Linked DNA regions of Homo sapiens: region 2 is linked to region 1. Evidence: chromatin contacts called from ENCODE Hi-C data. All regions are on one chromosome and are shown on one strand. Each heading gives the region's core, a stretch centred on a gene start or an enhancer-like site at or near the end of the contact. The rest is flanking DNA. Distances are from core to core; before and after follow the strand shown. Region 1 holds the start of ZBTB7C-AS1 (ZBTB7C antisense RNA 1). Region 2 holds the start of SKA1 (spindle and kinetochore associated complex subunit 1).

Evidence for each region. Hi-C counts contacts between places; a loop is a spot of excess contacts on that map. Pooled maps may share reads with other maps.
Region 2: a map of naive thymus-derived CD4-positive, alpha-beta T cell shows a loop between it and region 1 (9-fold over the local background). The contact joins the promoter of SKA1 here to the promoter of ZBTB7C-AS1 in region 1. A Hi-C loop is called at or near these places in 2 of 168 maps with a recorded cell type or tissue (naive thymus-derived CD4-positive, alpha-beta T cell and transverse colon) and 4 of 50 pooled maps.

Annotation. Positions count from the first base shown.
Region 1 is chr18:48,160,042-48,164,515 of GRCh38, forward strand. ZBTB7C-AS1 (ZBTB7C antisense RNA 1) reads left to right here and starts at 2,675. Exons shown (of 5, transcript XR_001753437.2): 1 at 2,675-2,839. All of the region lies in intron 3 of ZBTB7C (zinc finger and BTB domain containing 7C), which reads right to left. RefSeq lists a silencer at 1,595-1,794.
Region 2 is chr18:50,373,091-50,377,564 of GRCh38, forward strand. SKA1 (spindle and kinetochore associated complex subunit 1) reads left to right here and starts at 1,956. Exons shown (of 7, transcript NM_145060.4): 1 at 1,956-2,104; 2 at 2,730-2,828. The coding sequence starts at 2,741. It overlaps LOC105372114 (a long non-coding RNA gene), which reads right to left and starts at 1,788. Exons shown (of 3, transcript XR_935466.3): 1 at 1,505-1,788. RefSeq lists a silencer at 449-743.

The DNA of each region.
Region 1 (4,474 bases), core at 1,425-3,924:
TCTGATCTGGAGTTGCCAATTTGGCTCATGCTCGGACCCACCTCCAGACCCACAGTCTCCTCCCGCACAATGACTGGGCTTGCTTGAAGTGACCAAAGATGATGCCAGGCTCCGATGGGGGTCACTGCTGGCCAACTACCCTAGAGAAACATTTCGCTAGCACACTCAGTGACAAGGAGCTAGAATCCCAAGCACTGTGGAAGCCTCACTTCTTCCAAAAGATGCATTAATCCAGTCCTCTTGTTGAGGGCTTGTTCATGCATCTCACCGGTATCTACTGAGCAACTACTCTGTGCCACATAGGTGCTATGCTAGGTCCCTAACATGGAGCTACCCTAAAATTAAAGCACAGTATAACAGCAGGCACGCTGGGATGAGGAGCTGGGAGGCTAGTCAGAGTTCCAGCTCTGCCACTAACTAGTAGTATGATCTTGGGCAGGTCATCTCCCGCTCTGGGTCTCAAGGGCCTCATCTATTAAACCCAGGACTGGGCTGAGGATGCCTGTGGTCCAGCTGTTAAAGATCCCGGTTAAATAATAAAGATCCTGGATCTATTAAATAACATCCCTGATGTATAAATAGTGGCAATCTTGATCAAAGAGCTCCAAGCTTGTAGAAAACACAAGCTCAGCAACCTACCAATCTCCCCCTTGCCATAGTAAGGGCACCTGTTTGCTACCTGAAAATGTAAGAACTCACAGCCTTGGGATGAGTGAGAAGTTGAACTGGCCGCAGGGAGAGACACCTGAGAGGGCAGTGGCAGTCTGAGGGGGGCCAGGTGGCCTTCTTGATGTGATATGAGGGATCCCTGAAAGGCCTCCCCTGTCCCAAATATCTGCTCCCTATCCCCCAAATCTGGGGTCCTGCATCTGGAATTCCACCATTTGAGACAAGTTTTTTTTTTTTTTTTTTCCAGTGCCGGGGGAGCAGTGGGGGGTCGTCTTTGATTGCAGACACCTTCAAGCAAAACGCACACAGCCATGAGAAGGGTGTGGTTCCCACCCTTCTAAGGTTGCCTGGGTCTTCCCTGCCTGCCAGCAGAGGCCTGGCAGCTTGTGGGCCCTGGGTGCTTGGGGCTGGAGGAGGTGGGGGGGACCCAGAAGGGACCCTAAAGGGGGCTGTGGGGGAGGGAGGGCCTCCTGGGCTGACTCAAGGTCTCCTTCACCAAGACCCAGAGGGCCTGGGGGACGGGGGCAGGGAAAGAGAAAGAGCACGTGCAAGATTTGAGTTCTCCAGGAGGGCTGGGAGTGGGAGAGTCCAGGGAAAGAGCTGGTGCCTCCCTTTGGCTAACCGATCCCTTGGAAGAGCCAGCTCAGAGAGGGGAGGAAGGGAGGGCGGGTCAGGAGACAGGGTGGGGCCGGGATGAGAGGAAACTGTAAAACCAACGGGGCGGATTCACGAAAAATTCCCGAGCGTGGTGAGGGTAGAGGGTGCTGGGCAGCACCCCAGTTCGCCGGGCCCACGCTCCTCCAGTTGCCCGGCCTGTTCAGACTGGTTCGCCCACCTTTCTCTCCCTGCCGGCCCCACTCGCCTGACCTCTGAGAAAGCAGAATCCGGGACATGAAGCAACCACAGCCGCTCCGCCCGGCCACAAGCGCCCCGGACTCCGTGCCTGCCCGCAGCCCCCTTCCTGCAGCGTTCACTCGGCTGCCCGGCCCGGCCCGGCCCGGGCGCCCCGCCCCAGCCCCGCCCCGCTCCGGAGGCCCCTCCTCTATCCCCGCCCCTTCCCGGGCGCCCCGCCCTCTCCCTCCACTCTGCGCCCCCGCGGCCTCTCTCTCCTCCTGCGGGAGCCATCGCCCTCCTCCCGGGCGCCCCTCCCCGCGGCCGCAGCCTGTTTCCCGGGCCTCTCCTCCGCATTCTCACATCGCTCCAGCTCGACCTCCCCACCCGCCCGCCTCCCCGGGAGGCCGCGGCCCGGCGCGGCACCGCCCCTGCCCACGGTTACCCGGTTACCGCCTGAGAGGCCGGCGCCTGCCCGGGCGGGCGGGACCCGCACTGACCCCGCAGGGGGCGAGGCGGGGCTGAGAGGGGCGAACGCAGAGCCAGACCCCCCGCCGCCGCAGGCCGCCCACCTCCAGGCAGGGCTTCGTGCCAGACCCGGCTGTAGTTATCAGCTGGGTGGAGGGCAGTGCCAGCTGCAGGCGTCCCCGAGGCGCAAACACCACCCCTGGCCCCAGCCTCCTTCCCTGCAGCCTTCTACCTTCTACCGGAAACAGAGCCACGGGGAGCTAAAGGAGGATCCAGCAACAGTGGAGGCAGGGACTCCACCTCAGAGGCAGGGCCGCACTGAAGCCCAGCTCACCTACCTGCTGGGTGACCTTGGGCAAGTGACTTCTCTATGCCTCAGTTGTTGCATCTGTAAAATTGAGATAGTAATAGTATTCACCTCACTGAGTGCTGCGGTTTGGTGCCTGGCACATAATAGGGACTTCATAGACAGTTGTTACTATTATTACCTCTTCCCCCACATTTGGGGTTTGGCAGAGGGATGTATTGGCTACATGGTCATTAAGGATCTGTTAAGCACCTCCTATGCACGAGGGAGATCACATGGTATGGTCCAAGAGTCTTGGAGTTAGATGTGGGGTTGAATCCTGGCCCTGTCACTTCATAGCTGTGTGTGACCTTGTAAAATTCTGTCTCCTCTCTGAGCTGAAGTTCCCCCACAGGAAAATAGGGACCGTAATGCCCATCTTCCGGGGCCAATGCTGGATTCAATGAGATAATGTACAGGGAGTGCCCAGGGCAGTTCTCAGCACACAATAGTGCCTCTCAGTAAATAAGAGACGCAGGATGGAGAGGACAGGCTCAGTTTCTGCTACAGAAGAGCTCTGGGCAGGTAAGACCTATGGGAGAAAAATGTCACTGAGGAGGATGAACGTTCATGCTCAGCATGCAGTCAGTAGGAAGGGCTGAGGGAGGGCAGGCCCTCCTGTCTAGGAGAATGAAACTGCTAAGGGTGGGATGTCAGGCACTGGTGGGGGATGTTTCCGAATGGGGCCCGTTGGTCCTCAGTGAAGCGGCAGCTACTGGGCCTGAGAAGGGATGTAGGGGCGCTGGAATGACTGATGTCAGCATCTGCTTTATTGGAGAGGCCCCAAAGATGGCTTGGCCATCTCTCTCCCATCCTGACAGGAGAAAAGAATGAAAAGGACAGTTGGAAAATGAGCCCTGAGCAAAATCTCCCCCCTTTATAATAACTGTGAATGTGGCTGGGCATGAGCATGGCCCTGGACAGTGGCTGTGTGACTCTGAAGCTGGGTTCCCTCATCTGTAAAATAGTGGGCTGGTCAGATGCTTTCTAGGCCCCTGAGCTCCTCCCTTCTTGAAAGCAACATTTGCTCTGATCCGTAGCAATGTGGGGGAGAAGCCACTCCTGGAGAGTGCAGGGCCCATCTTCAATCCCATCACCCATTCCATGAACTGGCTGGGAGCCCTCTTGGATGAAATGGAAATGGAGTGGGGCTTAACAGTGGGACAGGCTCCCCAAAGTAGCTCAGGAAGACCAGCTGTCCCACTGATTGTGTGATTCTGACAGCTGGAATCAGCCTTTCAAGCAGATGTCCAGCCCTCTTACAGACAAAGAAAGCCCAGAGAAGTGAAAGGACTTGCCCAAATTCATGTGTCTCTTGAGAGGCAGAGCTGCCTTTCAATCCACTGCACCATATTGCTTCAATTAGTTTCATTAAGAGGGACAACAAAAAAACCAGTAAGCTAGTGACCAAGGCCATCCAAAGTCTCTTTGAGTCCATTTCACGAATGCAAAATGGAAATGCCTTAGCTTCACTACCAGATAAGAAAGTGCTTTGGGAAGTGAGAAGAACACTCCAAACAGCCCAGGAGCTGCCATAAGCACTGTCTGGAGCTGGAGGGGGTTAACTAGGTGGACAGTTGGCGGAGGCTCCTGCCAGGTCAGAGGGGATTTGCCTTTGTGATCAGCACTGCAGGCTCCACGAAGAGTCCAAGGACAGTGGGCTCTGAGTACTAATATGCATTTTTATTCTGCAATAATTTTCATACTGAGTTCAAGAGGCACCAACTCCAAGTACATAAAACCAAATCAAATTAAATTAATTGATTTTATTGAAACCTGCTGCAGTTGTATTCAAGCCCACAGCCAGGGGCATGACCCTCATGAAATACCAAAGGGGCTTTTGAAATAATTAAATTAATCACACCCCGGGTTATGCACAAGGGCTTGCTCCTGGACTCACAGGCAGGCATGTTCCCGGTCCCAGCAACAAGCGGGAGAGGAGCATGTGGCCGCAACACAACCACAAAATGTGGTGCTGCCTAGGGGAGCTGAAGACTCAGACTTCTCATTCCAGGGTAAGCCTTTGTTCATGCTCTTTTGGCAAACATGCACATACACACACTCTCATGTTAACCCATACACACAGTCACAACACCACTCATACTCACACACATACATATGTATACACAAACATACTCATCTGCTAGATTTCCCTTCTGT
Region 2 (4,474 bases), core at 706-3,205, 2.2 Mb after region 1:
TAGTTTGCGACTTACAGAGAAAACTTTAGGCACAACTTAAAATATGTATGGAGGCAACTTTAGGCTAAACTTAAGTCTCGAGGATGCAATGTAACTGTCAGGCCTCTGAGCCCAAGCTAAGTCATCATATCCCCTGTGACCTGCACGTATACATCCAGATGGCCTGAAGTAACTGAAGAATCTCAAAAGAAGTGAAAATGGCCTGTTCCTGCCTTAACTGATGACATTACCTTGTGAAATTCCTTCTCCTGGCTCATCCTGGCTCAAAAGCTCCCCCACTGAGCACCTGGTGACCCCCACCCCTGCCTGCCAGAGAACAACCCCCTTTGACTGTAATTTTCCTTTACCTACCCAAATCTTATAAAACGACCCCACCCCTATCTCCCTTAGCTGACTGTCTTTTCGGACTCAGCCCGCCTGCACTCAGGTGAAATAAACAGCCTTGTTGCTCACACAAAGGCCAGTTTGGTGGTCTCTTCATACGGACATGAGTGAAAGTAACTGTCCAGATTACATTTTTTACAAAAGATTTTTTTCAGTCTCCTTCGCAGATGGGAGTGACCAGTGAGAAGCAGATGGAAGCCACTGGGTGTGGCTTCCAGCACAACGCTCTCAAAGTGCTGGTTCTGTTGGCAGTTAAGCCTATTACACATGCCTCTTGCTCGTTTCTGCTGCCTGGGAGAAAGACCTGAGGACAGGGGCTGGCAGCCTGAAGGTCCAAGTGCATAATAATAGCGCAGTGGAGCCAAGGGATGGACAGAACCTGGCGGTGCCACCACTCCAGCCTTGGGTGCTTTTCCCTCCTTTTCAACAGGGAGAATTAAACTTTTGTTTTTCTTATTTTAAATTTATATTTGCTCTTAAGTGGCAGGCCAGGTCTCACTAACAGCTGAACAGACAGGCCTCCGTAACCACTGTTTCAGCACTAGTTAAGTTAAATATTAAAAGCTGAAAGAGCCAGTGTCTTTATAGAAAGGCTGGTATGTAACAAAAGCCCACCAAGAGTTTTGCCCAGGCCTTTCCTGGTCCTTGAAGCATGAGAAAATAAAGAAGGAATTCTTAACAGGACCTGTTCAAGATTAAACAAGTTTTTATTGGGGGTCTGAAGAAACTCCCCCAGACCTCCACAAACAAGTTTATCGGGGGTCTGAAGGAACTGCCCAAACCTTCATGATTTAGCAGGAGACAAGATAAGGGTAATCACCTCTGGCACCTGCAGCCATCTAGATTAAGTAAATTTACTTAAATAAAGACCTTCCTTAGGACTGATCTTAGTTATAGATTAGAAACAGTTAATCATTTACGTCTTTACACACATGCACACTTACATGTAGACAGATAGTTTAGAAGGTATATAAGCTCTGGAAAACTTTGTAATTTTGAATCGATTTGGCGATATTTTCCAGGCCTTTTCCCTGTACCCGGTTACCGAAATAAACTCTTCTTTCCCAGTTCATCATGAGAATAAGCAGCCCAACCCCTGGTTTGGCCCGGGAACACTTACAGAGGCTGTCTAAGACCCAGAAGACAGGGTCACTGTTTCTTCCACACAAACTTAGCTGCTCTTTGGAATTTTCTGGGGTGTTTTTATAAATACTAAGGCTTGTGCCTCATTTCCCCAGTGTCTGATTTCACCGACTTGGGGTGTACTCTAGGCACTGAGACTTGTAATAGCTGCCCCTGGTGACTCTAAGGTGCAGCAAATGTCAAAGACCAGGACTTGGTGACGCCAGGTCCCTGGCTGGGCTGCGGTCAAGACTGCATGACCTGCTGAAATCTCCCCAGACTGGTTAGCGCGGAAAGAGCACCTCCGGGTTACCCTTTCGTCCGGAAGCCCCGCCTTCGCCGTCGCCCCGCCTTTCCCCGGCTCGGCCACCCCTCCTTCCCGCCCAGCTGTGGCCCCGGATGACGCAAACCGGGAACAGCGGCTGAGCCTGCGCTTCGGAAGCATGGATGTGCGCCTGCGCTGCGCTAGGGCGCGGCGGGCGGTTTGAATTTTGCTTACAGAGTCCCGTCTCACCATCCTGGGCTTCCAACGGAGACTGCGGTATCCGCAGCTGGAGACCCAGCGGCGAGTAGCCTTTTGCTCCCGGACGGACTTGAGGTTGGAGTCTGTGTGTTGGGGACCCTGCCTTTGGAAGCGCCCGAGGTAGCTGCTTGGCAGCTGGGGGCCGCGGACCGCGCCGGGCTTGGGGGAGGACGGGGCTGGAGGCTGGGTTGGATGCTTTAGACCCTCCCCTTCTCTCTCACCGGCGGAGTGGGTGGGAAACTGGTTCTTTCCCATTTCTCGGCCTCCTTACCGATCCCAAACTGTAAAGCCCCAACCCCTCACAGCACAGGAAAAATGATTACCTGGGCCCATTTCTTTGACAGTGTAACACATTTTTAAAAAATGTGTCCTTATTTTGCGTGTTTAAAGAAAATACCAATGTTGTCTTTATATACAAATAGTGCGTTTGTCCTCCTGAATCCTTAAGGAAAGGACCCAGGCTTATCCTCTTTCCCCTGGTTTGGGATCCATCGATGGCCTAAGGCTCTAAGACAAGTCAGTACGGTACCGTGGTTAGAAACTGAATGTTGTAGAAATGAAAGAAATTGCTCTTGAATTTTTGTGCTTAACCTTCAAAGACATGTGATTTACTTGACATTGACCATTCTTGGATTTCGAAAGTGAACAGAAATTTGTGTGGCTTTTCTTGTTACGAATATGTTTATGTTTTTTTCTTCAGAGGCTTAAAGGATGGCCTCGTCAGATCTGGAACAATTATGCTCTCATGTTAATGAAAAGATTGGCAATATTAAGAAAACCTTATCATTAAGAAACTGTGGTAAGTAAAACAGATTCCACTGACTTTGTATATACAAAATGCATTTTGATTATTCCACTCTGAATGATATCTTTGCTTGGTTAAGTGACTGCATCTTAGGTAATTTTAGATTTTTGCATAACGATTTTTTAAATAGTCCAATGTCATTTTGAATATTGTGGAGGATACTAAAAATGTAAGGTACATTGAACAATGAACTGAATATTCATTAGAATTATTTACTTATGTTTTTCTGAGACACATAGGCCAATGGTGAGATTTGAAGGTTATGTGGCATCCATGGTTCTACAGCTAAATAGAGATACAGTCATGCGTTCCTTAATGATGGAGATGTGTTCTGACAAAAGCGTTACATGATTTTGTCGTTGTGCAAACATCACATCATAGAATGTACGTAAATGTACACAAACCTAGATGGTATAGCCTACTACATATCTAGGCTATATAGCCTATTGCTCCTAGGCAACAAACCCGTATAGCATGTGACTGTACTGAATACCTTAGGCAAGTGTAACACAATGGTGAGTATTTGTGTATCTAAACATAGAAAAGATACAGTAAAAGATTAAAAATGGAACACCTGTATAGGCCACTTACCATTGATGGAGCTTGCAGAACTGGAAGTTGCTGTGGGTGAGACAGTGACTGTGAGGGCCTAGGACATCACTGTATACTACTGTAGGCTTTATAAGTACTATACACTTATGCTACACTAAATTTATAAAAAATGAAAAACTTTCTTCAATAATACATTAACCTTAGCTTACTATAACTTTTTTACTTAATAAACTTCTTAGTTTGGCTTAGCTTTTTTATTCTTTTCTAATAGCTTAAAACAAATACATTGTACAGGTGTACAAAAATATTTTTATATCTTTATGAGCTTTTTTTCTATTTTTTTTTAACTTTTTAAAATTTTTTTGTCAAAAACGAATACACACACACACACACATTAGCCTAGGCCTATGCAGGGTCAGGATCATCAACATCTGTCTTCCACATTCACATCTTGTTCCACTAGAAGGTCATCGGGGCAGTACCACACATGGAGCAGTCATCTGTGATAACAATGCCTTCTGGAATATCTCCTGAGGGATCTGCCTGAGGCTGTTTTACAGTTAACTTTTTTTTTTTAATAGGTAGAAGGAGTACACTCTAAAATAACAATACAAAGTATTGTATAGTAAATAACATAAACTAGTAACCATTTATTATCAATTATTATGTACTATACATAATTGTATGTGCTGTACTTTTGTAATACTGGCATTAGAGTTTGTTTACACCAGCATCACCACAAACATGTGAATAATGCATTGTACCATGATGTTATGATGGCTCCGATGTCACAAGGCAATAGGAATGTTTCAGCTCCGTTATAATCTTATGGGGCCACTGTCATATTTATGGTCCATTGTTGACTGAATCACTGTTATGTGGCACATTATTAAAAGGCAAGTTAAAAAAACTGATGTAGAGCTCCATAGGGGTAAAAGTAGTTCATAACCCATCTTAGAGCCTGCTTTGGAGGAAGCTTATTACTCTATATCACTGGGAAATAACTAATTGAAAATGAAATAAATTATTTAAGCATCCATGAACTTGGAGATTTTAAGTATATTTGAAAATATTTTGACGTGCTGAAA